Regions from separate parts of the Homo sapiens genome. Here all the other regions are linked to region 2. A link is a loop called in an ENCODE intact Hi-C map of the cell type or tissue named here. Cell type or tissue: endothelial cell of umbilical vein. All regions are shown on one strand. Region 1 overlaps BCKDHB (branched chain keto acid dehydrogenase E1 subunit beta). Region 2 overlaps LOC112267962 (a long non-coding RNA gene). Region 3 has its middle 350 kb from the start of BCKDHB. Region 4 overlaps LOC112267962 (a long non-coding RNA gene).

The links. Hi-C counts contacts between places; a loop is a spot of excess contacts. Peaks named below come from ENCODE experiments on the same cell type or tissue, not always from the same donor. Only the 100,000 strongest peaks of a DNase experiment are listed, where the experiment ranks them.
Region 1: a loop joins it to region 2, with 6 times the contacts of the local background. A loop is called at or near these places in 3 of 110 quality-filtered maps.
Region 3: a loop joins it to region 2, with 7 times the contacts of the local background. A loop is called at or near these places in 3 of 110 quality-filtered maps.
Region 4: a loop joins it to region 2, with 6 times the contacts of the local background. A loop is called at or near these places in 2 of 110 quality-filtered maps.

What each region holds. Positions count from the first base shown.
Region 1 is chr6:80,333,653-80,341,652 of GRCh38, forward strand. The region is part of intron 9 of BCKDHB (branched chain keto acid dehydrogenase E1 subunit beta); the gene reads left to right. Among named protein-coding and RNA genes, the nearest start is that of BCKDHB, 230 kb to the left of the region's middle. In endothelial cell of umbilical vein, a CTCF peak has its summit at 4,772 (motif pointing right); a DNase peak (open chromatin) is centred at 1,649; H3K4me3 peaks cover 377 bases; H3K27ac peaks cover 600 bases.
Region 2 is chr6:80,520,654-80,528,653 of GRCh38, forward strand. The region is part of intron 1 of LOC112267962 (a long non-coding RNA gene); the gene reads left to right. Among named protein-coding and RNA genes, the nearest start is that of BCKDHB, 420 kb to the left of the region's middle. RefSeq lists a silencer at 2,959-3,253. In endothelial cell of umbilical vein, a CTCF peak has its summit at 3,024 (motif pointing right); DNase peaks (open chromatin) are centred at 2,128 and 3,078; H3K4me3 peaks cover 193 bases; H3K27ac peaks cover 1,967 bases.
Region 3 is chr6:80,451,274-80,459,273 of GRCh38, forward strand. It overlaps a transcript of BCKDHB not described here. Among named protein-coding and RNA genes, the nearest start is that of BCKDHB, 350 kb to the left of the region's middle. In endothelial cell of umbilical vein, no CTCF peak of the experiment used is centred here; DNase peaks (open chromatin) are centred at 3,118, 3,788 and 6,268; H3K27ac peaks cover 2,672 bases.
Region 4 is chr6:80,634,180-80,642,179 of GRCh38, forward strand. The region is part of intron 2 of LOC112267962 (a long non-coding RNA gene); the gene reads left to right. Among named protein-coding and RNA genes, the nearest start is that of BCKDHB, 530 kb to the left of the region's middle. In endothelial cell of umbilical vein, no CTCF peak of the experiment used is centred here; a DNase peak (open chromatin) is centred at 4,692; H3K27ac peaks cover 1,771 bases.

The DNA.
Region 1 (8,000 bases), 190 kb before region 2:
TCCTAATTGAGGGACATGATTGAATTTATGTAGTTTAGCCCCAAGTAAGTAGATAAAAATTATTAAGTAAATGCCCTGGTTCATCTAAACAAAATATGTGACTAATAGCTTTTTATATGAACTATATACATTTAGTTTACCTAAGTTTATTAATAAATAGTATCTCTGGGCATTTTTAATTTTATATTTTATACTTAACTATGAAAGTATCCAGAACCAGATTCCAGTCACTAACTACCTCTTCATTAATGGATCAATGGTTTTATCAGATTTATTAGAAATTTGTCTATACTGAGCATGTAATATGTACTTTGTGAAAATAGGTATAAAACTGGGCTCATCTTATCAGCATACCATTTACCCAATTATGGGAGTAAAAAAGGAGGCATGTGTATTTTTCCCCTAATTCTGAAATGTCTCCCAGTTCTTGAAATTTGAATGTGAAAATGTGTGCATGCAAATTAAGACATTCAATCTGAAAGACTTCTTTGTATAAAATACTAACCAAATTTAAAGTTGAACCATAGGGTAAATATAGTAGAAAAGTATATTTTGAATTCTGAATTTTATTTCCATTGGATACAAACAATAATTACAATTGCTAGATGTGTTTTAATGAATAGTTTGAACTCATCATGCTAGCAAAAATCATCTGCATATAAATAATAGGGCAATTTCAAGCAATTTTTTCTTACTTAGGTCAGATATTCCTGCCAGAAACTTGTTTGCTTTGTTAATTTGTTCAATTATTAAACTTTGAGAGTACAAAGATAAATTTACTAATGGGGTTCAATTAACAAATTTCTGATTACATTTCCCTAATGATGATAGTATAGAACATTTATTTCTGCTGTGCTTTATTAGTAAAATTGCAGTGATCTGGTGACTGGAATTAAACTGCTGAAAAATGACTTGGTCTGATTTATTCACTGAGCAAAACCAAGCTTTAAAGGCTGTGTTGCTATGGCACCCAAGATTAACTGTTAAAAAAAAAAAAAAGTTTAATTTTAGTAAAAACATTGGTACATCTCTTTTGGCATTGTGTAGATAAAAATAGATTCCCCCCTCCCCCTTTTCTTGTCTTTTTTATGTTTAGCAAGTCCTTTGCATTCTTTTAAACATACACTAAAAGAAATTTAGCATATTTAAAGAGAAGGGAAAAAGCAGTAAAATAAAACTGTTTTATCAAAAGATTACAATTTGTAAAATAGCAAATATTTCAGTCATCATTTTTTATATGTATATATATATACTTTTTATTTTGTCTAATTTAATCCTTTCAAAAACTGTCTGGCTTCTCATACTTTTTAGAAAGATGGTGCCAGAGAGGGAGAAATCACTCTATTCTGGTAGTTTCGTTTTGTAATTAGTCTTCAAACTTAAAAACAGGTTGCAAAATTGGGACAGTAACAAGTTTTAGGAGAAATCTTAATGTAGCTCTAATCTTTCAAATTCTAAAAGAATATGTTTTCTGTTTCGTGAGACAAAAGAATTGTCTGGTTGCTTTAGCCAGGATTGATTTCTGTCTTCAGAACACCATTTGGTGGTGTTAAGACTGCTAGATGAAGAATTTTGTGGGAAAAAAAAAAAAAAAAGAAGAAAAATTGAATGCTTTGTATGATCATCAAAAGCCACTTTTCAGGAGTATTTTACATTTCTTGGTGCCAAGCAAATCAGAAATCCTACCTTACAGAGAGCGATTTGTTCATGAGATGACCCAGTGCTGCAAGTCGCTTATGTTTATCATTATGCTTCCACATTCTAAGGAAATTCCACTTTCAAACGTTGCCGTCAGTGCTTTCTTCTATAGGAAGAATTTGAACTATAAAATTTGAGAAGCTTCAGCGTCTGTGGAAATTTGAGAGCATTGCCTTTTTTCCTCTTTATTGAATGTAAAGTGTTTTAACAAAAGCATGGTAGCCCAGTACATTTTAAATGTCAAAACTTGCACATAGTGTATCTCATAAAGAATTTAAATTTTAGACTTTGAACTTTTAAAGCCTCAAACATCTTTAGAGGCTGACTACAGCAAATAAACAGAATGTTTTGCAGAGAGATTTAGTGAAGAAAATTTTTTTTTGCCGTTGTTTCTCACAGTGCTCTGCAGGTGAAAATGGTGAGGAAACTTTGATAGTTCAAGACTATGCAGGGGAGAATTTGAAAGCAGAAACAAGCTTTTACAGATTTTACCTGGAAAAACAAAGTGGTTTATATGAGGTGCTAGTTCTTACCTTTATGATTGCTAATTTAGATTTTATAAAAATTGAAATGAGTTAATATTTTAAAATATTTAAGTATGGTCTCTGGACAACAATAAGCACAGTGTACTTTTTTAAAAAGTGACTTTATGTAAGATTATAAATTACAGAAATGAGTTGTCACTTCCCTGTTGTTACTTATTTCTGATTTTAAAATAGCAAAATTTATAAAGCTATAGTTTTGAGAAAATAGTAATTCATATTCTTAAAATTGTTATAATCTCTAAATTAATACATAAATTATTGATTTAATGTTAAATTTTGATTTTAAAATTTATTTCAGTTTCTATAGGTAATATATTGAGGTTCTGACAATTTTATATTAATGTATGATTTTATTCTGACACAGCTGTTGAATTTGAACTACTAATTATTTCTAAGAATTTGTTAATACCATTCTCCAACTTTGTTTTAGGCAGCTAGATTGTATCCAGGGAAACCCATTTAGATCAGAAATAACATTTCGTTCTAACTTCAAAAAATAAGCATCCACTTTAAAAATGGAATCTGAATTTAAATAAAAATCCTAATTTAGGATTCAGTTCCATTCTTTAACTAGCGGAAAGAAATCTTAGCAAAAAAAACCAAAAAAACAAAAAAAAACCAAATTTACCAGATTGCCAGTAATTTGCATTAAGGAGGAAGAGATGGATTTTTTTTTAAGTCAGCAGGCATTGAAGATAGTTCAGTGAAGTTAAGTAATAGAGATCTCAGATTTTAATTTAGTCAAGATTATGATTTTACATAGAAGCACTGTTGAAATAGGCTTGATAATAATATTTTAAGTGTTATACAAATCTGGATGAAATTATATTATTTACTGTCTTACTCATTGGTTCAACTGTGTTTTAAAAGTGAGAGACCTTATATCAATGAGTGTTTGTTCTGTGCATCTCATGTGCATGGTGTTAACAAAATAAAATAAGCATACTTCTAACATTTGGGGGAGCATCCTATTAGTTTGGGGGTAGGTTAGGGACTCTGCTTTCCAAATAATTAATTTGATAGATCCATGCTCTTGAAAAATTGGGTACATACTATTTTTAAACTTTATTTTTCAAACATGATATGTATTGTTTAAAGCATTAGCTTAAATGAAAAATAATATTTTACATTCGTAAAGTTCTGTTTATTTAATTCAGTAATGAAATTAATTTGGAGTTGTTGGCATACTGCCTTCACAGGTTTCTGTGACTCATTTGCTGAGAAAGTGTGATTCAAGAGACCAGAATCATTTTTTTCTCATTTGCTAAAACTCATGTTTTGACTATGGGCAAATGTTCATGGCAGATTTAAAACAAATTTAAAGTAAATATTCTGTGATAATATTTGGAAGCTGAGTGATGTCTAGCCTTACATAACTAGGACAAATATAAATCTGTGAGTTCACGGACTTCAAAAGTATCAACTATACATCATTTTAGAATACTGGTTTTGTTTTTCTCATATTCTTAGAGTTTAACTCTTATACTACTAATTATGACCTCTAGAAGGTAATTGCATTTAGAAGCAGAATATCTGCTGTTTTATTAATTTAATAATTAAGGACTAAATGGTGTTCCAATTTAGGTTTAAAAGTAAGCACATTCACACAGCATTTAAAACTATTTCTTAATGTTTTTTTCCTAGAGAAGAAATGATAGCTCCATGATCGCTATATGTTCTGTTCAATACTCATTATATTTATAATTTATATTACATATATATTTATCCATTATATTTATAATTTAGTCCTGTCCAAATAAAATATATTCTCATAGTTAAGTGTGTTGTGGTAGTATAATGATTACATGAAATAACCTGGACCTTGCTGTTTGCAAAGTAATTTAAATGTTTATTTTCTGAGTTGCTACTTGGAAATTAAGTTGTGGAGTGATGTTTCTCATTGGTCCAAGGAGCAACATAAAATCCTGATTTATCAGATAATCCTACAGGAAACGTATGCCTGTTTTGACTTATGATATGTTTCTTAGTACAATGTCCTGCTTTTCTGGCTTTCCATTAAATGTTTAGAAAAATTAGTTAATAGTTTTGCAGGAAAAGAAAGGAAATTTATCAGTCTATACCAGCTATATAAGAAGTAGGAACATATATAAAAGACCTATAATTTTCCGATCTCACTTTGAACTTTTCTTCACAGTTTTCCAACTCAAGATGGTATATAGTCTTGCACAATGGGCTGTAGCCAACTTTCCGTCAGAAGAACTGAGTAAAAATTATTCCAAAATTGTTCTTAGAAATAAATCTGAGCCTGGAATTGTCTTGCATTAAAAAACAAAAAGCAAATGATTGCTTTAAAAGCACACCAAATGATATTGGATGGTCTTTATTCTTGACTCTGTTTTTTAAAGTGTGTATACGTTCATTACATCCAGTTGTCTATTGGGCTTTTTTACTCTAACTTTTCGGAAGTTGACTGACAGGCCACTTTTCTATAGTGGGAAATAGGCACCTTGTGTGCGCGGAGGGATTTCCAGCCCCCGACCCCGGAACCAGCAATTAGCGTTTAGGCGTCCTGCACCCCACCAGGGGGCAGCACCGGACACTGCCTTTCCTAGAGGCCTGAGTGCATTTAAGGCTTTCTGGCAGTGCTCTCCACCCCTCTTCCTCATACAGGCCTTACGTATTTTTGGTATTTTCTTACACATTTTAGGCTTAGTAAGTGTTTAATAAATGTTAGCTGTTTAGGCATTGTGCTATACGGATGCTACTTTTCAGGTTTGACCGTTCTGTGTACCTGAATTTTGTCTTTAATGATAATTTGTTCTATTATTTAAAATACCTTGTGCTTATTATAAATATGGGATTCCTTTAACTTGTAAAATCTAGCAATTATTGAGCACTATGACATGTCAGGCATGAAACCAGGTACTTTTTATATGCTACTGCAGAATCTAAGTAGACATAGAGGCAAGATAACAATAGAGTCATAAAACAATATGAAACTGCAATAATGGGGAATTGTAATACTTCTATTTTGATGTTGAATAAACAGTATAAACCTCGGGGAGGTTAAGTCACAATGGAACAAAGATCCCTTCAGATAGAATTCCAAATTCCGTGCTGTATCAATTATATTATGAAACCTTGCCATAAAAAAAAAAATTGTTGAGGATGAGCGAAGCCACGATGTGTAATGCCTGAGACAGAGGTTTCAGTGATGTAACTCCAGTGACACTGTGACAAGGAGAATTAGGGATTGACATACTTAAAACTTGAATGGAGAAATAGGGTTAGATATTGAGAGATCCCAAGGAAACCTGTGAAAACCTTAATATATGTGTTTTTATGGACACATAATATGTAACATATTACATTCATCAAAACATGGGAATAAATTGACGTACTCTTAATTTTTAAAAGCCCCATAAATATATTTTACTTAAAACCGTAATGGATCTTATTCTTTTAATTTGTGCTTGTCCTCTCTTACCTGCTAGAAAATTTAAAGGTTGTCTGTCCTTCCTAATTTTAACAAGATACTTCATTTTCCAAAAATGAAACAAGACAAAAAGGTAAATTTGTTTTGTTTTGTTACAGAAAATAGTCAAATGAAGATATTTTGCCTGTGTCTGTGACTTTAATGATTTGGAATTGTTATTTCACATTGTTTGCTTTCTTTTCTGGCTATAATGTGCATAGCAATCCAGATGGCTAATATATAAACAATTGGAGTTATGCTTATTGGAATCATTTAGTGTGGCTTAGGAGGTTCCCACTACCCAGGACCATCTGTTCATTGCTCTGTGTATTACCTTCATGATCAAGTTTGTGTTTTCAGCTCCTTCACATATCTTAGCCTACACCTTTCTTTATATGTGAAAGAGGCTTCTAAGACTGAACTTAACTCATATGGCCCTCAAGGCTATATTGTCAAACCTTGATAATCCAAGCCTGCCTTCCACATTACCATTCTTCTTTATTCCTAATTCAATTTTTTCCCTTATCATTGCTATTCTCAATAGTAGGGTCTTAAAATTTGCAGAAGAGTGACTAAGAAAATGGGCTTTGTAGTCAGGTTCGAATCTTACTTGGCTGTGTATGTAGCGATTTGATCTTGGGCAACCTCCTTTATCTTGGTTTCCTCACCTGTGAAATGGAGTATAATACTGACTTCATGGATTTGTTAAGATGGTTAAATTAGATAAAATATAACTCATTTAGCCCATGCCTGGTTTATTATTAACATAATTTAGAATGAAAATTCTCCTGTTGCAAAAAGGCATATTCAGAAGTAAATTCAAATACTATATTCTAAAATTTCACAGCGTCTTTTGGAAGAAATAGCTACTTTTCTTTAAGCACCTGTCATATGTGCTTTCACATTGCCAACAGAATATATGTAGGCGGTACTAAATTGTTGTTTTGGGGTTCATTTTCAGTCCTTCTTACTGGATCCTGGGTGCAACTTTAGACCCCAAGTAGCTAGAGAAAAGTTTCTCTAGGTGCCTGTCGTCTCTGGTTACATGTTACACTATAATCTGCTTTGGAGCCTCACAGCCACATATGTTATTGTTCCACGTGAACTGAGCCAGCTTACATACACAGCTCTGTGGGGAGAAAGACCATAAACGAACACTCCCCGTTTCTAGCCCATATTCTGCATAATACATGTAAGTCTCTCAACAGCCCTGTAGGCTATGCCATTACTTAATTCCCAATTTATGTGGCTTACTTTTTCTGAATGAAAAGTCATCAAATATGGTTTTTAAGTTATGGAACAGAAGAATATGATTAATCTGAATTGTCATGAAAATTCAGGGCACATGGTTGCTATGGTTATGGCGTCATGTATTTATAATGGAGAGATACTTTGTCTTCATTAATCTACAAACTTGCCAGTGGGATTCGGTATTTTTTTTCTGTGTGTGTGTGTGTGTTTGTGTGTGTGTGTACATACGTACGTACGTACATGTATACAGCTTCTGCATGAAAACACTGAGGCTGAACAAGGTGTTCTGTTTTGGTGGTAGTGCAGAGAAACATACTCACACATAAATTATTTATATGTGAACCAATTCAGTGAGAAGTAAGTACAGCTGCTTAATTGACCTAAGGGTCTTATTTCCAACTGCTTAAAAATAAGTGTAAAGTGAAGTTCATGGAAGAAATAACTTAAGGCTCTTTAATATACTTTTGTTGGTGAAGAGAATTTCAAGCTGTTTCAGTCAGTTAGCATATATTCTTAAAAAGACTGATATCCTATTCGTAGTCTTCTCTTATATATCCTTGAATTATCTTCCATGATTTTTATATTTTATATACTTATAATAGCGTATTATAACAACTTAATGCTACATAATTTACAGTAATCGTTTCCAAATTAAGGAAGCCCTATGTGTAAAATCACAAATTTATGTAACATAACACAGGAACTTTTATTCATATAAGAAAATCATTATTCACTTTACTGTTTTCCTTTATTTCAGCATCATTTATTACAAAATTAATACTGTTTTCGAAAAACCAAAACAATATATTATAAAGCACAACGTGGAGTCTTCTCTCACCTCCTTGTCATTCCCAGCCTCAAAGGGTAACCACTGTTTACAGTTCAAGTGTGTCTTCACAGCAGATGTTTTTCTATGCTCGTGCAGACATATAGATGTATTCCTGGAAAGAGTGATGCTTGCATTCTTGAGGAGTTAGGAGCATTGCTATTTGAAAAAATAAAAATCCAGTTTGATGATGTTAGTCATTATGCTGAAAGGAGTGATTTTAACAAATACCAACAGAACTTCT
Region 2 (8,000 bases):
AGAGCAAATATATAAAACTTTAAAATATCCTTTTTATTAAAAGGATTTATTTATTTATCCTGCTGACAAAATTTTAATAGCTCTTTCTCCAAAACATTTAGCACTTGCTGTTTAGTATGTTTGCTGGGCAATATGATATTAAAATTGGAATTAGGTCTCATTTTGATATCTTGCAATGAAAATAAATCTTTTGTTTTAAGTAAAAGGAGGATCTGTTTCAATCTGTGAAATAATACAGAGAGCAAGGAACGTATTAACCTAAATATGTAAATTCAAATTTGCCATTAAAATGTTTATTCTTAACTTTTTATCTAAACCCGAAAACAACCATGAACCAGATTCCTTCATTTTTGGAAATGGAAGAAAACTTGCTTTTTTAAAAACTGAGATTTATAATCCCTTCATTATTCACCAAATGCTTAAAACTGAGAGCCCGCTATGTGCCATATGCTTTAAGACCCAAGGATTCAGTGGTAAGCAAAACAGATGCAGACGCTGCCCCGGCCTCCTGGAGCTCACAAAAGAGTCACACATTTTCTTCATGTCTTCTTTTATCTTGCAATGCAATGTATACATTAATTACATGTAATTGACTATTCGATACAATACTATGTAATGCATTCTTAATCATATCACGTACATGATGATGATTCAAGTATACAGTTAATGAAAATATTATGCTTAGTCCTTATCAAATGCTATTTACAGAAAAAAATCTGTATAGAAACTCCCAGTGTTCTTGAATGCTTACATTTTATTGCTATCAAATAAAGATACAAATAATTGCTAAAAATGACATCTATAAATATTTATAAGTGAGACATTATGTTTGTGTATCCTAATTGTATTTTAAGCATACACAGTTTAATCAAAAGCAGACTCTAAAATGATAATTAATATAACTGACATTGCACTAATGCAAGACATTTATAGAAGGTACATTTATCAAGTTAAGCACATTTATAACACATGTGGATGCTGGATAATTAAAATAACCTTTGCATGGAAATTTACTTTAGAAACTAACACAGGAAATCTTTTAATTTTCATGTTTTGAATAATTATATTGGAATATTCTTTTCTTCCCAGAAGTGGTTATTTCATTTATTTTTCATGGGAATTTAATGGGTTTAAATTTCTTCTTTTTCCAGATATGTTAAGGAACTAATAGGTACTGTAACTCTGATCAAGTGCTTTATTCCCAGCTCCAAAATGTTTAATAATTTTTGAATAATATTGATTGTGTTTAGTTTTTGTGTTATATTCCCTAATTTCTATGACTTTTATTAAAAAGATGAGTGTTAGATTTTATACATATATACTATGGTGGACTAGTGACATACCACCCCAGTCTGTCTTCTGGATTACAGGAATTATTCTTTTAGCTGCTGATAGTGCTGCTGGAAGAAGGTCATCAGCTATCAATCCTCTTTGGGGATGGTATCACATCCCCTGTCTGAAGCAGCCCACATTCAAACATCGATCACTGTAGAGTAGGAAGACCTAGCCAGTCTCTGAAGGGCTTTTTAGCTTCAGAGCAACCTGTGGGGTCTGCTGAGGCTGTTGCTGTTGTTGGTATTTCAGGGCCACTGTTAAACTCTGCTCCTTACCTCTGCTTTCCACAGGTATTGATACTAAGAGCCCTCTCAAATAAACACTCCATTTCAGAGTGCGCTGTCTGAAGAAATCAAGCTTGGAATGTGCCCACTGACTCAGAAGTCAAATGTCATTGTGTATTGACAGTAAATTCAAGCAGCTATTATTGCATTGAAATGTATTCTGGTCAGTTAATCGATGTAAATATTAATGAAGATATAGAATTTTTATTTTACTAATATTTTTTGATTTTTTAAAACAATCAGCTTCTTCACTTAATCATGGTTAGCTAACGATTAATTAAAAGCAGATGAACAATATGGCAAATAATTGATCTCAACAGAAAAATAAAACAAATCCATAGAAGTCACGTTTTTCTTTTGTGAAAGCCTTTGTACTATTTTGACCTGCTGATTTAGCAGGCTGCAGTCTGATTTTAAACAAAGGAAAAAAAGATGAAACAGACGCTTGTTAATCATGCCGGAACTTCTAAAACAGCTGTTGCTATGGGAGATATTGTCCCAGTATTTCTTTTGAATTTTACATGAGGACATTTACTCCCTTTTCCTCATTGCAAATTACAGGAGTGATTTAGGTAGTTCTAAGACACACAACCCCCTTATCCTCTTTGAATGTAGAACATTGCTATTTGGCATCCATTTGAAGGTAATGCCTTTTCAGCAAAGCAAGGAAAAGTCTATGAACTATAATTGCTCACTGCAAACGTGCTTTATTATTAACACAATTTCTCAAGAAAGCTGTAAAGAATGGAGACTGTGCTAAGGGAGTTAATAGAGAAATACCACTATTTCCTTAGCCAGTTTTTCCAGGTGCTGCCCCTGTCAAACAAAATCTATAGTTTCAGAATAGCATAACCCCTACACATGTATCAGTGGTCAAAACCAGAGCGGTGAAGCTCATCCAAGAGAAACAAGATTAAAAATTCAGCAAGAGACAGAAATCTGGACGTATACCAAGCAACTTTTCATCAGCATGTCTGCCTGAGAGGAAACATTTTCCAGTGTCCTCCTTCCTTTTTCTTTGAAAATGAGCTCAACGGCCGTGTTCCCAGGCACTATAACAAATGAGTTGCTTCAGGCACAGAGAGGCATTAATAAATGATGTTATTTGTTAAAAGTAGCTTAGATGTCCCGCTCCCTCAAGTCAATGTCAAACCCAGTGAAACAACAGCTCTAACAAATTTCTCTGTGGTCCACATTGGGTCTTCGGTGTGTTTTCTTTTATGGCGCAGGAGGGTCAGGTGGACAGGGCAGATGTGGTGGGGTGCAGGAGCTCTACTATTTATGCGGACCTCTGTTAAGGAAATGGCAGAATTTCCGGAATTCTTTAGCTACTTCCTCTTAGTATTTGCCACTTTCTCTCCAGCTGTGGATGCCGAAGCCCTTGAACAAAGGCGCAGAAGGCCCAGAGCCAGGAGAGGGCGCATCCCTGAGCCCGAAGCCGAGGCGGCTTCCACCTGTCTACAGGAAACACAACACCGCTTGCAGTTGGAAGGCTTGTTCTCAACCTACTGTTATATGGCTTGAGCCGTTAATCCGCCCCTATCACACAGGAACATTCAGAAGTTAGGGACATTAAAAACACACAGGGTTCAAGTGTTTTGCACTAAGCTTGTTTACAGGAAAAGGAGAGCCTGGTGAGTCATCCTTCTATTTTCAAATGGAAACTACCAAGAATTTGTGAGTGCACTTTGCAACTCTATGCATTTAAATTGATCAAACATTAAATATTAATGTGAATGACGTGGGAGCAGAATGCCGTTTACCAAGTAACTACGATAGAATGATTTTAAAGGTATTATGAGAAGGTGGGGAATTAGAAAGATACTTTGCCTTAGCTGTTTTTATTTTTATCCACCTGGGTATAGGAGGACTATTCAGTATTTGGTAGGGAGCAGGGTAACAGAAAGGTTACCATCATCAGTGATTCTAAATTACAGCAAACCCATTGCAAGTGGCAACAGACCATGATACAGGCTGTAGCTTAAAACAGGAAAAGGAAGTGGGGCTGAAGGAGGAGAGAGGAAAAGAAGAGCATTAACACTGGTGGAGGATTCAAGAGAAGCCTTGCTGCCCTTCTCTGAACACTCTGTCACTCTCCTTCCAGTGAGGGTGCTACACAGTTATTTTAAAGCTATGCCATTCTACACCTTTGCAGAACCTTGCAGGTTGCTGTCATCAGCTAACTGGGTGAGCTTGTCTTCTGTGTATCCATTCAAGTGATGTAAATACTGAACAGAATGGACCTTGTGGTATGTGTCTAGGAACCTTCCTCTAAGGTAACACTGTTTAATTAATCAGTATTGCTTAACATAATTTGTTTAATAAAATATAAACCCTGCTAATTTGCTTCAATTCAATCCACACATCTTCTGTTGTCTTCAAGATCAAGACTTGCCAAGTGGCTTGCTGAATAAAGACACACTTTGCCATTTTCAAGTCAAGAGAGTAGAGAGCTAAAGCACAGACTTTCAAGCTAGCCTGCCTCAGTTTTAATCTTGGCTTAACTATGTACAGTTACTGTATGTCTTTGAGCAAGTTACTTTTCTGTGCCTTAGTTTTCTTATCAGTAAAGTGGGGATAATAATAGTTTACACTTCGAGGGTTTCTGTGCGGATGAGATGAGTTAGTGACAACTGTATATGCTTAGAAAGCATGGAGTCCATAGTCAGTACTGCCCAAGTGTTTGTTCTTATTGTCATTGTCATAATCATCATCGAGTGATCCTCCCCAAACAGTGATCACATCATAGTCTGTTGGTATTTAACCTATGTTTACACCCAGTGATTACTATTCTACATCTATATGTCCTTGGGTAGATTACCTAATCTCTCTGATCCTCAGGGTTTTTTTTCTGTATAAAATATAAATGAGAATATGTGCACACAAAATGATGTGTACACAAAATGAAGGTCTAAAAATCATTGTAGAGTTTTCCTGCAAATCTTCCCTTTTGAGGCATCTCTCTTTTAAAACATAGAATATATATATGTATATATATGCGTAGAATATATATATATGCATAGAATATATATATAAAAGCATAGTATATATAGATAGATATATATATGGGCTACAAAATGCTCAGCAAATATAATACATGCAGTGAATATGAGATATCTAAACTATGTGTTCTTCCAAATACAGCATTAATTTGCTGAAAGCTTTTTTCTCCAAGTAGCTAAATTTGTCAACACTTTGGAAAAAGCAAGTGAATCTGCCACATCATTATCTACATCTATATGTCCTTGGGTAGATTACTTAATCTCTTTGAGCCTCAGGTTTTTTTTTTCTTATAAAATAGGAATGAGAATATGAATTTGATATGCACAGCATATCGAGTAATTATGTTTCTTCCACAATCTAAGCACTAGAGATGTTTTATTCAACATGAATAAAACAAAGTCTTTGCTGTGATGATAAACATATGTAAAAAGTACGTAGTATGTTAAGTGATTTAAAAATGTGCCATACAAATGTAAAGCAGAAAAGAGGCCGAAGAGTGATATGGAGCAGGAGCAGCAGATATGATAGCTTTTCTAATAGTGGATGTTGGCATGTTTGAAAATTCTTGGTGTCACAGCTCTAACACTATGAATTTTTTCATCAAAACTGAAAGGTGAAGAAATCTCTTTAAAAACTGTTCACTGGCACATGAGGCTTTTCTCCAAGCAAAAAGCTTCTTTTTGAAGCTACCACAGAATGGCTTCTGACATTCTGGAAACCAGAGCACGGGCTTTTGCGGGACAATTGTTCCAATATGCCCCCACGTAAGGAGCATGGCTGGCCGTATCCTCAGGAAAAAGATATTTTCCCATGTGTTCATGGCTTCAGTATCTCTTCACGACAAAAGAAGATAATTACATTTTTATTTTTTTCAGTAATTAATTGTTTGCTCTGAAATCACTCAAACTTGTTTTGTTTTTTCTTTTTGAGATGGAGTCTCACTCTGTTGTCCAGGCTGGAGTGCAGTGGCACCATCTTGGCTCACTGAAACCTCTGTCTCCTGGGTTCAAGCGATTCTCCTGCCTCAGCCTCCCAAGTAGCTGGGACTACAGGTGTGTTCCACCATGCCTGGCTAATTTTGTTGTTTTTAGTAGAGAGGAGATTTTGCCATATTGGCTAGGCAGGTCTCGAACTCCTGACCTCAAGTAATCTGCCATCCTTTGCCTCCCAAAGTGCTGGGATTATAGGGATGAGACACTGAGCCTGGAAAATCACTCAAATTGAACACTAGAATTAGAATTACCAGTGTTTTTTATGTAGATACCTTCATTCTCATCTGGAAACTCTTGTAGCTGGAACATCAACAATGCACTGAATTACCTGTATTTCTCCCCTTTAGAACTTTTCCCAGAGAAGTCCAAATGTCCTTGGACATTTTCAGTTATCATAGCTTAGAAAAAAGCACAGTCCTTAAGAGACTGGTAACTGAAAATTATTTCTGGGCTATCAGATATGCTTAATAAAAGCTTCAGTAAAGTCAACGACTTCTTTACAGCACACGTGATCTTAATGTGGAAGACATTTTACATTTTTCATCTGGCAAACCCTATGCAACACAGTTGGAATTATTCTTCAAGAAGTGTCAGCAAGTTGCTGAAATGAATCAGGGCTAAGCTTTGGTCACAACTTGTCCATTTTTAGGTTCTCTGGGAACCAAGTTATCTATGACTGTATAGAAGAGCCATGAGTGACTCTTCCCTCAGTATTCTTGCTATTTCACCTTTTGCTCCGTCCTTACTCTTTTCCAGTTGAAGAGCTTTCCATGTATAAATCAAAAGTGGAGGTTGGTCCCAGAGATTGGACCTGAATTAAAATCTGTTTTCTATATTTTCCTTGTCAAATGGGATTGTCTGAATTTCAAATCATGTTAGTTTGCTTACTCTGGCTAAATTTCTTATTTCTTTTGTTGATTAATTTTTGATATTCGATCATAGTTGTACAAATATTTTCAATTATTTCCAAATATTTGATTTAGTTTTTGGGCAATACACTGGGTTTCCCCTCCAAATTTATGAGCCTTGTCAATATTATCCAGAACTTTGATGTCTGAACAGGCCTCCCATGAAGAATGTTCTCCTTGGCTTTACTTTTGAATGCACTCTATGAAATAGCATGCTGCGTTTTTAGATTTGTCACTCATACTAAACTCCACATCCACATACTAGTTAAGCATATATTTGGACAGTTGAATTATATACAATAATTGTTGTGAGCCTTATCAAGGTTAAAGTTCACTTGTGTAGAGGAAACATTTTAAAACACTCTAAGGTCTTCTTAAGTTTGAGCAACACGTGAGTAAGTCATTACCACCAATAGCCTATCTATTCAGTTTCAGTGCTGTTTTTATAAGTACTTTCTATTTGGGCTTTCAAAAATGTAAGTGGGATGAGAGAGAGTAAACAGTCGTTGTTTGTTCTCTTCCAGGATCAGATTACATGATAGTTGCTTAGTTACTGCTCTACACAGTGTACGTACCTTTATGTGTAAATACAGATTTCAAAATCTCTACAGATGTACCCTGGGTCAGAGAGGTTTTTAGCAGATCCAGAAAATGCGTGGTCTTGGTTTCTCACAAAAAGGTACCGCCAAACATGTTTGGTAATAGGAATGTAAATAGTGAAACAAATCTACCGAGAGTAATCAGAAAAGAAAAGAACTTACTTGATTCCTAGAACCCAACGTACAAAAAGGCAAAGCTAACTGGAAAATGCCTCAGGTGGTGCATCATGTCTACCAGGTGCATTGTGTGACACTGTTTGCTTCTCTTTAGTACTTTTTCCATTAACTCCATGAAATATTTATAAACAACCATCTCCCTTTTCAGTACTGCCAATTCATTCTGTTCAGAACTAAGTCATTTGGTGCTAAGTACCCAATTCTTGCCATGGTGCTCCAGGGGCCAAGAATGACTGAGTTTGGTTTCAATAATGCCTCTCTTAGTATTCCATTCCTACCAGTGATGTTGAGAGCCAGAGAATTGGGAGACAGAGCTTGCAGGGGATTTCCTTTCTGTTCTTGTTCCAGAGTGGCTACAATGAAGATAAGATAAACAAGCAACTTCTGTGCAAGGCACTGCCCACTAGTGTCTTGGTGAAAAGTGCTTCTGAAAGTCAGGGACAAGGGGGAGAACTGATGACTACATGTGTTCCTGGTTAATTTCCCTTAATTACCACCAGATCAGCCTTGTACCCTGTCCCTTGTTTGCACTCAGAAAAAAGTTTCCTTTACAAATGTTTAACCTGAAAACTTTTCAGGTATAAAAAATACCTACAGCACACCACAAAGGCTCAACTCTGCCAGCACCCACCGCCCAAGGGCTTTAGGGACTGCTTATAGATGTTTATTTTAAAAGTTTAACCAAATGGCTGAGAAACAACT
Region 3 (8,000 bases), 69 kb before region 2:
TCTTTTTAAATTGGTTTTACTGGAACTTTTATAAGGAATTTCTAATTCAACTTTTTAAAAGCTTTGAGGCCAGAAGCCAAGCCAAGCATTCACCATTAGACTGTGCTTGTAATATCTATACAAATTTTGCTCTTCTTGAGGTCCCAAAATATCTTGAGGTTTCTGGGCCCACTAGAAAGTGGCATTCTTGGCTAGGCAAAGAGGCTGTAACCCCAGTACTTTGGGAGGCCTAGGCGGGTGGACCACTTGAGGCCGAGAGTTCGAAACCAGCCTGGCCAACATGGCAAAACCCATTTCTACTAAAAAATACAAAAATTAGTCGGGCATGGTGGCAGGTGCCTGTAATCCCAGCTACTGAGGCATGAGAATCACTTCAACCTGGGAAGCGGAGGTTGCAATGAGCGGAGATCACACCACTATACTCCAGCCTGGGTGACAGAGTGAGACTCTGTCTCAAAAGAAAAAAAAAAAAAAGAAAGTGACATTATTTATCACAGTATCACAGGTCAGAAACCTTGTAAGGAAACCATTTAGACAAGGTCCTGGGCCAGTCTTTTCAAGGGGCTTTTTTATTGGCTCTATACAGTCAATCTCAACCCCTCAATCTGGTCATATCTGAAAATATGCCATTCCAGTCAAAGCCTTGGTAAAATAACCAATATCTGTGATGTCAAATAATCCCCAAATCTCAGTGAATTGAAACAAACATCTATTCCTTTCTTATATTACAGTCTTTAGCTATGAATTGGCTATGACTGCTGGCTCCTTTTCAGTTCTGCTCCATGTGTCTTCTTCTGAACCCCAGGTTGCTGGAGTGGTCACAATATGGTACAGTCTGGTGGCAGAGGGGAGAGAGCAAGAGAGAGGTGGAATATGATGATGTCACTTAGATCTTGTATACATGGTTTACATCACATCTGCCCATGTTCCATTGGCTATAGTGTGTCGTAGGACCAAGCCCGATTTCAGTGGGGTAGAGATGTATATTCCAATAGGAGGCCCTGCAAATCACATGGCAAAGGCAGGGAATCAATGTTTTCTTACAGGGAAGGGAAGAACAAATACTTGAGAAAAATTATGCAAGCTATCACGATTGCCATTATCTGGTAACCTTCATAACAGAAATGGAGACATGAGTATAGCATTATGCAAACATAATATCTAAACAGTCAATGTAGATGCAGGGGATATAAGAATAAAAAATGATCACTATCAAGTCCCACAGAGCTTAAAGGAGAAAAAAAATCACTAATGTAAAAATGCATAATATACCAGAAAGGATTATGAAATGTTTATTTTATTATTATTTTAAAGAGTCTGTGTGTGTGACAGTTTAACTTTTGTACTCACAGAAGCATTCTTTAGTTCTTCATTCAAAATTTAATTGCTCTTAATTTACTCACAATTCTAAGAGGCAGATTAGAAGCAGAATGTTGTAGGTTGTGGTGGGCATGGAGCACACTGGAGGCAAACAGTAACAAAATGAAGGAGGAAGAGTCAACAGCAAAAGAAGTCTTAAGAATAACTAAATCAAGGATAAATAAAATCTCAGGAAACAGAGCTATCTGGGAGGATTTAGGAGCAAATGACTTTGTACAACCTAATACTTCTTAGCATGCAACAAACTATCTTTTCTTCTACAGTTAGTGCCGTCTTCTTGTCTGCCACGAATTACATTCCTTCCCACAAGAGAAACATGCATAGATAAAAATCACGTGCATTTAGTTGCTGTTTTCAGAAAATCACTATTATAATGCATATGAATATATATCAGTATGGACAGGCCAAGTTATCCTGTAGGAACAAATAACTCCCAAAATTTTGGTGGATGAAAATAATAAAGGTTTATTTCTTTTTCATGCTTCATTTCCAACGTGGTTAAGCGGGAACTGGGGGCTCTGCTCATTATAGTTGCCCACGGCCTCCAGTCAATGAAATTTCCGGCCAATGAAATGCTCTACTGTGACTGAAGCAGCAAAGAGAAGATGGTAAGTTATCCACAGGCACTTAAAGCCCCTGCCTAGAAGTGCTACATGTCACTTCTCACATTTCATAGTCAAAGCAAATCACAAAGCCACTTCAAGGGGCAGGGAAAAACACAGGACCTTTCAAGGAGAGGGAAATGCAATTTCCCTTCTGCCCAAGGGGAAAAATTAGAGATATTTAGGGCATGGCATTAATGACCAGACATATAGGACCACAATGTGAAAAACAGTTCATACACATACCACAGTGTGGTCCTATGTGTCTGGGCCTCCTGAAAATATAGAACAATTTTGTTGGATAGCCTGCCTAACTCTGAGCAAGGAGATATTATGTCCCCTGTATCTATTTTGACTGTTTATGATATTATATTTGCATAAAGCCCTGAGGAAATGAGACACTGTGTTGGTGAGGTTTGATGGGGCATGATAGATAAAAAGGAGTAGTGTCGGGTGTGCGATGGGGGAATCCTGTGAACACCCTCAGCTCTGGGGAGGTTGCAAGTTCCCAAAGTGCTGAGGATTATAGTGCATTATTTTCCTGATCTCTTCCTGTTCTTCCTGCTTTATTTAGAGAGTTAGGTATTCGGCAAGTTTCTTGTATTTCCTTCTCCCCTCCATTTTCATTCTCTTCTTCTAATACTGCCTAGAATAAGTGGTTCTTCACTCTGCTTCACACTGCTGCCTTGTTTTTCCACAAGCAGAACCCTGAGAAAGGCTCTGCTTATATTTCTTCTTCTTTTAATGTTGAGCCCTGTGACATGAGCATTTGGGCTCACATGCTATGGTATGGATTCTTAAAGGAATATGCTCATACACTCTACCTGACCCAATTTCACTTTAACTTTTTGAAGGGTGGCTTTGAAATCAGAATTGGATGCAGAGGGAGTCCCAGAGGCCAACACTGTGAACATAAGAAGGGAAAGACCAGTTCTGCAAGCACAGATGTAATTTTGAGAAGCAGAGCTACAGGTAATTAGCACATGGTCCCTAGAAAAATAGGCACAATGAGTCGACTAGAAATACACACTGTCTCTTGAGAGCAAAACTTCACAATCAGCACTGGTTCTTCCACAAAGGGTGTTTCTGGGTCATTGTTCTTTCCAACCACAATTAGTCACACTTGTTTTTTACTTGGTGGCTTGACAGATTGGCCACACACTACTGAGGTATGTGAACTTGCTGAGCTGGAAAGTGCTGCTGCTCATATGCATGACCCACTACACTCTTGAGGATCTACACTTTCTGAGTAATGAAGCTGTGGGATTCTCAGGCATGAAATATTGTGGAGGTAATGAGCTGAGTCTTGATACATCTCTTAAATAGTCAGAGCTGCAGACCTCATGGCCTCTGATCTTCCATAGAGACCTGGATAGAGCTGAGTATTGTTTGCAAGGCATTGGATGCTATAACTATCTTTCCAGATGGGTCCCAAGGAGATGAAGGCCCAGAAGATCTGAAAAATATGTGTATGAATTTGTAGGCAAGACCACACAGAATCAGGAGCCCCTCCCTACACTGTCAGACTAGGTCCTCCAAAGTTGACTTTTACGTTCTGCAGTCTAGCCCTGGCTTGTCCTTTCTTGTTTATGCCCAACTTGTCCTTCTTAATGACTCTCCATTGTGGTTTGAACTTTCCCGCCCATACATTTGCCTATCAATTTCAACACACTATTCTGATTCTAATTATTCTTTAGAATTGAGCTTTGACCTCATGTTGTCTATGAATCCTGTCTAATCACTTCTGCTGGAAAATGTCTTGCCTCATATTTCCTATTTTACACAGAGACCATTCCGGCCTCCTCTCCCATTTATTTCCTGCATATAGAAGCATCCTGCGTTTAACATTGTGAATGTATCTCATGCTCCCATGAGTAATATCCTTAAAGACCAAGACATATGTGTGGGAAGTGAGAGAGGAAGTGTAGAGATGTAAAGATATTTTACATTCTTTTGTGTATTTAAGTTGTCAGCCTAGGTTACCACACCTACTGAAACATAAATAAAATCTCACATCTTCTGGGAAATTCAGGGCCTCCCTCCAAGATTTCTACAAATTCTGGAAGGTTTACAGTCTCCTTTTCATAGTTACCCTCATTACCATTTCCTGTTGGTCCTGAATCTCACACATGTCGCATCTCCTCAAGACTTTACCTTATCTCAGCTTTGAACCTACCTGACTTGAAAACTACTACTGTTCTTGGATTTTCCTGATAATATGGCTCATGTAAGGCATTCATAGTAGCAGACTATGCTGAAGTCTTGTAGGGCTTAGACTCCTTTATACCATGCAGTAAAAATAGCATACTAGATATTTCTTTTCTTCACTGTTATTTCAGTACCCGTCAACGGAGAAATTTCTCACTAGCTAACTCCACAAGACATGCACCTATGCAATGGGATATCCCCTACAGGACCGGATCCCTTCCCTCTCTGCATGTTTTCAATCCCACATAAATCTCCCCTTCTGCAATTCTTAAAATCCTTAATGTTTTAACAAACATTTAGCTATCTCTTATCACATTTCCAACCACATTTTAGGTGTCTTGTCTTTCACACCCCAAACAAAGTAGCAGGTCAAGAAGGCAAGCTAAAAAGAAGACCATTGACGTTGGAGAGCAGGCATGCTGAGTACTACCTCAGGGGCAGCTGGGACTCAGTAACCGTTCTTTTAAATAACAAACCTTCGCTGGGCGCGGTGGCTCATGCCTGTAATCCCAGCACTTTGGGAGGCTGAGGTGGGTGGATCAGGAGTTTGAGACCAGCCTAGCCAATATGGTGAAACCCCATCTCTACTAAAAATACAAAAATTAGTCTGGGGTGGTGATGGGCGCCTGTAGTCCCAGCTACTCGGGAGGCTGAGGTGGAAGAATCTCTTGAACCCTGGAGGCGGAGGTTGCAGTGAGCCGAGATTGCACCACTGCACTCCAGCCAGAGGAACAAGAGCGAAACTCCATCTCAAAAAAAGAAAGAAAGAAAAAAAACTACCGCCAACAAAAACCCTAAAACAACAACACATAGTGCTTTTCACAAAGTAGATATCGGATGTCCATACGTTGAATAAAAGAACAATTGCAACAACAAAATCCAAGGTACTTCCCTGCTCAGGTAAGAGGCTGTGGCTCTGACAAAGCTTTGGGGGTGTCTCTCACCTGCCCCATCATTCACACTTCCTTTCCTAGCTCCCAGATTTCTGTCTATTGTTGTTAGCTGGTTGCCACTTAATCCCCGGTAAAAGTTTATCTTACAAAGGTGTAAAGCATGTGTAGCACTCCTTTCCGCTTCTCCATCACTTACCAGAAAACAAAAAAGCCTTCAAGATTCAAAGTAAAGCAGCTAAGCATTTAAGTATGAAGATAATATTTAGCCTGAAGGTCCTGCCAGTTGTCCCTTAAATGCCACTTGCTAAGTGGCTCAATGTACTGTAAGACAGCATCACTTTGGGTACTTGTTGAAAGTGCAGAATCTTACTGGATCACAATCTATGAGGATTCTTACTGCATTCTTAATAAGCTCCTTGAGGGATTCTTATGCTCAAAAGCCTGAAAGCTATAGTGTAAATGCATTCTCATACATGTGTTTCAGAGAAAAAAAGGATTCTTCCCTTCTTAGGACTAGTACATCTTCCGTCTTGATCCTTCTGCCTTCTCATGGAGGAAAATATGAGTTCATTATGCTGTATTGACAGCCAAACACATTTCTGTTTTGTTTTCATGTTGGCCACAATAAACTGTTTTTTTAAATAATAAATCAATTAGACTTCTTCATCATAAACAGATTTCTGAACACAACCACTTATATTGTGAACTTATGTGACACACTCCTTTTTCCGATAAGTAGCTAGAGAGTAAACAAGAAGCATACAGATAAATTTGGTGGCATTTTAAATTACATAAGAAAATGAAATAGGAAGTAACCTCAGCTGGAATGTGACTTGCAACTAGAACTACTGAACATGGCATACCTGGTGTGAGCTTGGCACACGTGAGTAGGACTTTCAATGGTCAGCCACCTCTGCTGCCTTTCAGACTTATGCTTTCTTTAGAGGCAAGTCCCTGGACCCTTGAAGTATGGGAATTTAATGCTGACACCAGCAGAAAAATGCCACCCTTCTAGTCCCCTGCAGCTATTGCTTGACTTTCTTGGATTGCAGCAGAACTCACCTCCTCTGCAAATCCTGACCCTGCTGAGTGTGTGAGCTCTGGCAGTGTGTCCAGGCTAAATTGGCACACACTCCCTCCTGTCTGTTTGGGTGAGTCACTGAGTGTTCAGAGCACATTTTCCCTTCATTGGCTGCCAGCTATAGCTATTGGCTCACTCATTCTCTTTGGAACAGCTCAGCACTCTTGTGCTAATGCAATTGCTTGAACTGATGTACAATTGTGTAGAGTCCTGCAGGAAAGCATAAAACTGCTGAAGGCTGAGACCTGTCTCATCTACCGGGAAGTCAGACAAAGATGCTTACCTTGGTTTACTTGTTGCTAACATACTCATCCTATTTGTGGCCCTCTTATGGCTTCCTAGTGTATAGAAACCTCACAAATTGCAAAGACTCAAAAGTGCCAGTGGCCAGGAAATCAAAGACAAATGTTTCCCCTTTCGTCTGCGTCTTAAGATGAGAAACAAAGGGTTTGTATATCTGGAAATATGGGCAATTTTTCTCCTTTTTCTGCTATTCTCAGCACTTGTGTATTTTGGAGTGCATTAGCTGAAGCTTGTATATAGACATAGATTTCACGTAAGTTAACTGTCTTCCTATATAAGCTACTACCTTCATTAAAAGCAGGGAACTATTCTCTTTTGTGTCTATCACAGAACCCAGTTATAGGTTGAGTTCAATGAAGCCTTAGAAAGGCTTGTTGAAAAACTGAATGGGGCAAACTCTTGTAGAAAAGCCAGGAGTGTTGAAGGAAGGACTATTTTGCCAGTCATCTTAATTTTTTCTGCACAATTTCTGCAGATCAAAGGAAGGCTTCACTTATTCTTGGAGAGAAGAAATGCATAATAAATCAGTCTGCAGTAACCTAATTTCACCTCCTGGGTCAAACAAATAGCCAGAATCAAGTTTTAAAGAAAAAGTGTTTGTGGGAATCTGGGCACATGACAGAGGCTGGGCATTTTATGTGAATTTGTCCACGTGTATGAATGTCTTAATTTTTCCAGTTATTGTTTAGTGGATGGAAGAAGCAGCAGGAGCTCTGTGAAGGCAGACAGTGTGTATGGTGGTTTAGATCTTGGACTCTGAAGTCAGAGATTCGAAACGGATTCCTGTCTAGGCCACATACAAACTCAGTGAATACGTGTGACACCACTTAACCTCTTTAAGCCTCAGGTGCTTCATGTATCAAGCATGTGTAATAGAAATCCCTCATGGAGTTGTGGTTAGAGTTAAATGAGATAATTAATGTCAAGTGCTTAGCCAGGTAACTATAGTAATCAATAAATGATAGTTATTATTACTAATAGTGTTTGATTACATGTGGACATTGAGGGATGGGGTGACTGAGACTTATATTCATATATTAATTTGTTTCTAATGTTGACCTGAATTTCTATGTAGTTCACTGTGAGAAAAAAAGTAAAAAAATCACCTAACTGTCATGAACAAAACTAAGCTAAATATCAGTGTCACTAATCATCAGGAAAATGCAAATTATAATTATAATGAGATATTAGTCACACTTGTCAGGATGACTATTATTTTAAAAAACCCACAAAATATAATAAGTGCTGTTGAGGATGTGGAGAAATTGGAACCGTTGTGCAATGTTGATGGGAATGCAAAGTGGTGCAGCCACTATAGAAAACAGTATGGAGGATTCTCAAAAAATAAAAAATAGAACTACCATAGGATCCAGTGATCTCACTTCTGGGTATTTATCCAAAAGAATTGAAATTAGTATTTCAAAGAGATATTAGCACTCCTGTGTTCACTGCAGCACCATTCACAGTAGCCAAGATGTGGAAACTATCCAAAAGTCCATTGACAAATGAGTAGATAAAGAAAATGTGGTATAT
Region 4 (8,000 bases), 110 kb after region 2:
ATAACAATTTAGAATGGCAGATTATTTACCTGGTCTGGATTCCAGGTTTCTCATGATTAACATGAGGATTTTGATTGTATGCTTTCTGAGTTCTTTTACAGATTTAACGCAGAATGTTGGTATGTCTATAAAAGTAGTATGGAAGAGTGGAAAGAACATGGGCTCTGCATCGAAGAGAAAAGTTGAGGGCAAATCTGGGAGCTCTGTGACTTTGGGCATGCTGCTTAATGTTTCCAAGCTTGTATTCTCTTACATGTAAAAAGGAAATATAGAAGAGATTATTGTACTTGGCTACATGTAACAGAAATATGACTACACTGGCATAAACAAACAAGGGGTTTATTTTTCTCTCTTATTGAGAAGTCTGGAGATAGGTAGTTCAGAGCTGGTTTGTTTGTCTGTTCCTTCATATTAACTTTATACTGGGTTTCTTCCACTTATTTCCTCCACCATCCTTGTATTGTTTTCATTTTTACGATCCTACCACCAAGCGTTGTAGGGAAAAGAGAGAGATCAGACTGTTACTGTGTCTGTGTAGAAAGGGAAGACAGACTCCATTTTGAAAAAGACCTGTACTTTTAACAATTGCTTTGCTGAGATGTTGTTAATTTGTAGCTTTGCCCCAGCCACTTTGACCCAACCTGGAGCTCACAAAAACATGTGTTGTATGAAATCAAGGTTTAAGGGATCTAGGGCTGTGCAGGACGTGCCTTGTTAACAAAATGTTTACAAGCAGTATACTTGGTAAAAGTCATCGCCATTCTCTAGTCTGAATAAACCAGGGGCACAATGCGCTGTGGAAAGCCGCAGGGACCTCTGCCTTGGAAGCAGGGTATTGTCCAAGGTTTCTCCCCATGTGATAGTCTGAAATATGGCGGAAAGGCCTGACTGTCCCCCAGCCCAACACCCGTAAAGGGTCTGTGCTGAGGTGGATTAGTAAAAGAGGAAAGCCTCTTGCAGTTGAGATAGAGGAAGGCCACTGTCTCCCGCCTGCCCCTGGGAACTGAATGTCTCGGTATAAAACCCGATTGAACATTTGTTCAATTCTGAGATAGGAGAAAAACCGCCCTATGGTGGGAGGTGAGACATGTTTGCAGTAATGCTGCCTTGTTATTCTTTACTCCACTGAGATGTTTGGGTGGAGAGAAACATAAATCTGGCTTACATGCACATCCAGTCATAGTACATTCCCTTGAACTTAATTATGACATAGATTCTTTTGCTCACATGTTTTTTGCTGACCTTCTCCTTATTATCACCCTGCTCTCCTACTACATTCCTTTTTGCTGAAATAATGAAAATAATAATCAATAAAAACTGAGGGAACTCAGAGGCCGGTGCTGGTGCAGGTCCTTGGTATGCTGAGCGCCGGTCCCCTGGGCCCACTGTTCTTTCTCTATACTTTGTCTCTGTGTCTTATTTCTTTTCCCAGTCTCTTGTCCCACTTGACTAGAAATACCCACAGGTGTGGAGGGGCAAGCCACCCCTTCAAGTGTAGTATCCATGTTCTAGACAAGAAGGATGGAACTTCAAAGGAGCATGAGAGCCTGTGAGGAAATCAGTTTTTCAACCACTGACTCCCTCCTACCTTGCCCCTCTGGTAGTCCCCAGTGTCTGCTGTTCTCATCTTTATGTCCATGTGTACTCAATATTTAGCTCCCACTTATAAGTGAGAACATGCAATATTTGGTTTTCTGTTCCTGCATTAATTCACTTCAGATAATGGCATCCAACTGCATATATGTTGCTGTAAAGAACATGGTTTTGTTCTTTTTTATGGCTGCATGGTATTCCATGGTGTATATGTACACATTTTCCTTATCCAATCCACCATCGATGGTCATCTAGGTTGATTTCATATCTTTGCTATTGAGAATAGTGCTGCAGTGAGCATATGCCTGCATGTCTTTTTGGTGGACTGATTTATTTTCCTTTGGGCATACACCTAGTAATGGAATTGCCGGGTCAAATGGTGGTTCTGCCTTAAGTTCTTTGAGAAATCTCCAATTAATGCCTCACTTAAAAAGCACACAGTGGCAAGCTGGATAAAAAAGCAAGACCCATCCATCTGCTGTCTTCAAGAGACCAATCTCATATGTAATGACACTCATAGACTCAAAGTAAAGGGTTAGAGAATGATCTGTCATGCACACAGAAAACAAAAAGAGAAGGGGTCACAATTCTTATATCAGATAAAATAGATTTTAAACCAACAGCAGTTAAACATGACAAAGAAGGGCACTATACAACGATAAAGGTTTCAATTCAACAGGATGATTTAACTATCCTAAATATATACACACCCAACATTGGGGCACCCAGATTCATAAAAAAAATACTTCTAGACCTATAAAAAACTTAAACAGCCACACAATATAGTAGTAGAATATTGTGAACAGGTTGCTGTGAAACTGGGCAGAGGCCAGGTCCATTATGTTGGTTGAGAAAGGGAAGATTTGATGCTTAGTGGGAGGTCAGCAGAATGAGGAGACTAGGAGGAACCAAAAGAGGGCAAGTTAGGGTTAGGAAGAGCAAACACAGTAGAGAACCTAGGCCTGTCTCCTTTCAATGCGCTGATGTTCAATACTAACACTATAGCACTTCATTATCATTACCCAGGATTTATAGAATAGAAAGTAATGCCTGACTTAAATCCAATTTAAATTTTGAAAGGACTCTGATATTTGACAGGAGCTGTGAATCATAGCTCCATGAAATACTTTCAGTGATATTTCAGATATTAGTAATACCTCAGAATTCCTTAGAGCCTTAATCCATGCTCCCATGCCTCTACCACTGCCATTAAATACTATGAAGGTGGGAATGTTTTATAGTTCCATGTATGTCTTTATTAATAATCAGAATGGTACCCTTTTGACTACTTGAATGTTCCCATTTAAGAAGATTTTCTCCAGGCTGATTGAAATAGGAAGATGTAGTTTCTTCTGTTTAGACTGTTAAATTTTTTACCTGTAATTCAGTGTGCCACATTAGCATTAATTTGCATGGTCAGGGAGTGGGAGCAATATTGAGTCATCATGTAATTATTCGGTGAAATTACACTTTCTTCTATAAATCAGCTCCCTTGAAAGGTTTAGATTTGATCTGTAATTCATTTTTTTTTAGTCTTTGAAAATTCTCCTTTAAATTTATTTAGCAAACACTTATTTGCCTATAAAGGCATTCTATAAATACTGACAGAGCTAATCCTTACTATAACCCAGTGAATTAGGTATTATTATTGTCCCCACTTAACAGTGGAGGAAACTGTGGTGGGGAGGATGAGCTCTTGAGCAACCTGCCCAAGACCACACAGCTAGTAAGTGTCAGAACTGGCATTTAGACCAAGCAGTCTGGCTCCATGAGTCAAACTCTAACCCACTGTTCCAGGCCTACAACTAGACTGCTTCACAATCTTTATTCTTAGATGTCTTTTGTCTTAAGTTCCTGTGCATTCTGGAGTTTTAATATATAATATTTTGGTAGTACTTTAGCTGTAGTCAATTTAGTTTTTTACACAATAGATTCATGATTTGTGGCATTAAATTGATCAGGTGTTAGACTTTCATTCATTTAAATAGCAAGATTTTCACTTCACTTTCCAAAGGTAAGTATAGACATAGTCCCAGAAGCTTTCAGAAAAATCATCACCACTAAAAGCGTTAAACATTTGGATACAAAACAGAATTCTGAAGAGATTACAATGGCAAGCAATAAGGTACTCTACATGGTTAATGTATCAATCATTTTGTGCCATAGTGCAAAAGTCTTCCTATGCAAGGAAATTTTTAAAAAATTGCGTAGTGTTAGATAATACTCCAGTTTTTATTTTTAGTGAGTTGGCTATTCCTATGACATTTCAAATATTACTCCTAGGGCCACTAGAAAAACCCAAGAGAACTGAATGAGCCAGGAATGAGAATAAAAAAAGCAGAAGCTAAATAAAATTACATAAATACATATATATGTGGCATGCAGCCTAACAGAATCATGCTTTGATTTGGGGTACTCTGTGAAAAAAGGATGGTGCTTTTTCATTTTACATGAAGATGAGCCCCCATTTGCATTTAGAGGAGTGGCAGGGCATGGTGAAACTGGTGCTTACTGGCTTAAAGGAGAGATAATTGTTTCCATTTTTTCCCAATTCCGCATTCAGAGGCTCATGTTGTAGCTTGACACTGGCTGTGGTAGGAGTATTTACACCATGGGAATCAGCAAACAGTGGAAATCAGGGCCTTTTCTTTTTACCCAGAGACTGTTGTCAAACATTTACCAACACACCACTGGATGCTTGGACACATAATGAATACATGGTATTTTAAAAATTCCCTCTAATAGTTTTAAAAGAAACAGAAAATAGAGATAAATATAACTCTCTAGCTTAGCTTCATTTATTTCACACTTTGTGTGTGTGGGGGCGGGGGTGCGGAGATTGAAAGCCTATTTTAAGATGAAGGTAATCAGTCCTAAGAACCTGAAATTCACCACTGAACCCTGTAACCAGACCTCTCAAAACACAATCTCTATCAGTCTTGGAAAGCTTTGTCAGGAAGCGAGTGCTTATTGGGTTTTCATTTCCATTTTTTCACCAGACATTTACAATGAAAAATTACTTCCTACTGAGTATCCATTAGCCCCCAGCACCAATGCTAATGAGCAAACTGCAGTGAGCTGGAGAGCAAATGGATATGAGTCACCAAATACACTTAGCGGGCACTTCCTGCTCAGCCTCCTGCGTCACTGCAGAGATACTTGTTCCTTAGCAGCCTGGGTCAAAGTCACAGTCACACAATTGTACGTTGCTGGGAGAGATGCTGATCTGAAGACGTGCACTGATTTGTACTTATGAAATCTGCGCACATACATTCCCTTTCTGGGGGTTTACATTCAGGTTGAAATACTTGCTCTTAAATGAATATTACACTAAAAGCACTCTTTTAATACATATTGCTTTATCAAGACCAGAAAGCCCAACAAAAAGGATTGAGAGAAAGCCTGCTTTTCTGTCCAAATGTAAATAAACATGCCCTTGGGAGTCAGGTAATGACAAGAACCACTAAGCAGCCAAAAGTAGGGAAACATTGAATGCTGCCCCATGGGAGCCTGGCTCTGTGTGGTTTTGTTAGTTTATTTTTGTTTTGTACCTTCCTAATCATAGATGCTACAAATGGGAAAAGGGAGAAGTTTGTGGCTTCAAGGCTTTCCTGGGAATGCTTCACAGCATCAAATAAATAGTCAAAAGCAGCAGATGGAAGACAGAATGATTTCTGATTAGCCCCTGGGAAGGAGGTGACGCACTTTGTGTACGTGGGCTACTGATGGGAACAATGTTAATTTCAAGTTTATGTTGCTTAACAAATGATGCTGATGCCTTGATGAGTGGCTAAGAGTTCACTGAAGGACATTTTTATTTTTAAGAATGATTTTTGTCAACCAGTAGAAGGTGAACATAATGAGGCAAAACTTTGGTTCAGTGGGAACTCTCTCAATGCTCGAGTTTAATGAATTAATTTATATTCTGCTTAGTCCCCACAATTATTTAAGACACTCTATGAAAGAGTATGTGATACAACCAAGTAAGCAAAAGAGGAAATAATAATGAAAAAACAACAAATTTACGATGAGGTTAGTTCACAGTTTGCATGACTGAGGTTTCCTTTACAGATCCTAGTGGTAGGCCATAGATTTGGCTTTGAGCTTTTAGGTAATAAAGGTAGAGAGGACAATATGATTAATTATTGGTTCAGTGTCTATAGGACGAAAACAAATCAGTTGCTCAGGAGAATCACTGCTATTTTACACTGTGTAGTGAGAAAAATTTGACTGAAAAAGCCAGTAAACCTTTACAAGTTGGGAGGAGCACTGAGTGATAGGTATTTGGGTCTGATGGACATCATTTTTAATTAATTTCTTGAAGAACGTTACATTTAAAAATTTAACAACATTTTAGTATTAAAAGTGCCAAAAATTAGAATTCAAATACCTATCAAAGAAAAAAAGGGGAGTGGGTCTAAATGGAAAACATTTTAAATGTTTAGCAGTTAATGGAAATAAACTTTCTATTTTTATGGTAGTAAAATGATATATCAATCTAAATTAAGTAGTAGAAAAAATTACTAAATAGTGCAAAGACAGGCAGGCCTTAGAAGCAGGTCTTTTAATATTGTGAAACCTCTCTGGCAATTGCAACTGTGGGCATTCAGAAGAATCAAAACAAAGGGACATTGAACCACAGCTCTTTTCACAGTTTCTATGAAACTTTCAAGTAGCAGGGTAAAATTGCAGACTCTTCACATTTTTTTGACAGACGATTTTATGTTACAGATAATAAAAAATAAAACTGCTTCTGAAAAGTGTTTTCAGCCTAGATGGCATATGAAATAATTAGTTTATTAACTTTCTAAGCACTTTTATAAAATATTATTAAAAACTAAAGCAACAGAAAAACATTCAAATATGAACATATAATTTACATTTTTAAAAGATGGAGTAGGCTTATAAATAATATAAAGGATATGCCTTATTCATAATCAAATAATGCAAATAAAACTGAGTTTTTCAAATTTATCTGATGAGTGAAATTCTTAAGCTTGTTTATGTGCAATACTGATGAAGCTTAAGGGAAAAGTCATGCTTATTCTAATTGGGAATAGGATTTAGAGTAAATATTTTGGAGAAAAATTCAAACATTCAGAAGTTTTTAAATACACATATTCTTTAATCCAATAACTTGTATTTCTAAAATTTTACTGTATGAACATATTGTCTATGTTCATCAAGATCTGGTACAAGAATGTTCATTGCATGGTTTCTTGTAATAGAAAAAATAGAAAAAAAAATCTGAGGTTATATCTCAAAAGCAATGGTGAAACAATGTTTGATGCGTCCAATTATGTATTTATATGCAGCCAATGAAAAGAATGGTCTCTATATATACCATATATATATATACACACCATATATATATACACCATATATATACCATATATATACACCATATATATATACCATATATATACTATATATACCATATATATACACCATATATATATACCATATATATACTATATATATACCATATATATACTATATATATACCATATATATACTATATATACCATATATATACTATATATATACCATATATATACTATATATATACCATATATATACTATATATATACCATATATATACACTATATATATACCATATATACTATATATATACCATATATATACTATATATATACCATATATAGTATATATATACCATATATATACACACCATATATATACACCATATATATATACACCATATATATATATATACACCATATATATATATATATATGCTATTGTAGAAGGAACTCCAAGATCTATTAGTTAGTAAGTTGGGAAGAGAAACAAATCATGGTATAGTGTATTTTCTGAAAATAAAAGAGCAACAGAGACAGATGTGGTTAGACAGAAAGGACATATAAGATTCGTGTTTGGGATGGTGAAAGAGTGGATGGCACAGGCAGGCTCTGAATGGACTGAGTTTGGAATCATAAGCAAACATTTCTGTGGTCATTCACATGCGTGATAATAGAAGGGAAAAGAATACAGGAACAAGTCATATCTGTGAATCATCTGTATCACTTATACTTGAGGTAAATCTCAAAATAATATTTATATGGTCCATCTCTTCCACTCCACCTCAGCCCTGCCCTTGCCAGTCATATGATTCAGAATCTCTGGGGCCCAGGGCTCAGAGATTGGCACTTATCACAAGCTTCCCCAGTACTCTTGGCCTCACAATTTCTGAAAACCAATAGGGCAACTCTCAGTTTTGGGATGTGGAGAAACTGTAGCTGGAACCTCTTGATCTTTCTTCCTCCTAGCTGCACTTTCCTCTCTTGGTCAAAGTATGGTCAACCTCTTCCATCCCTCCTGTGTAAAAGGAACACTCTTTGCCAAGGTACTCCTAATCACCACCTGTTCTTGATCAATACCTCCCT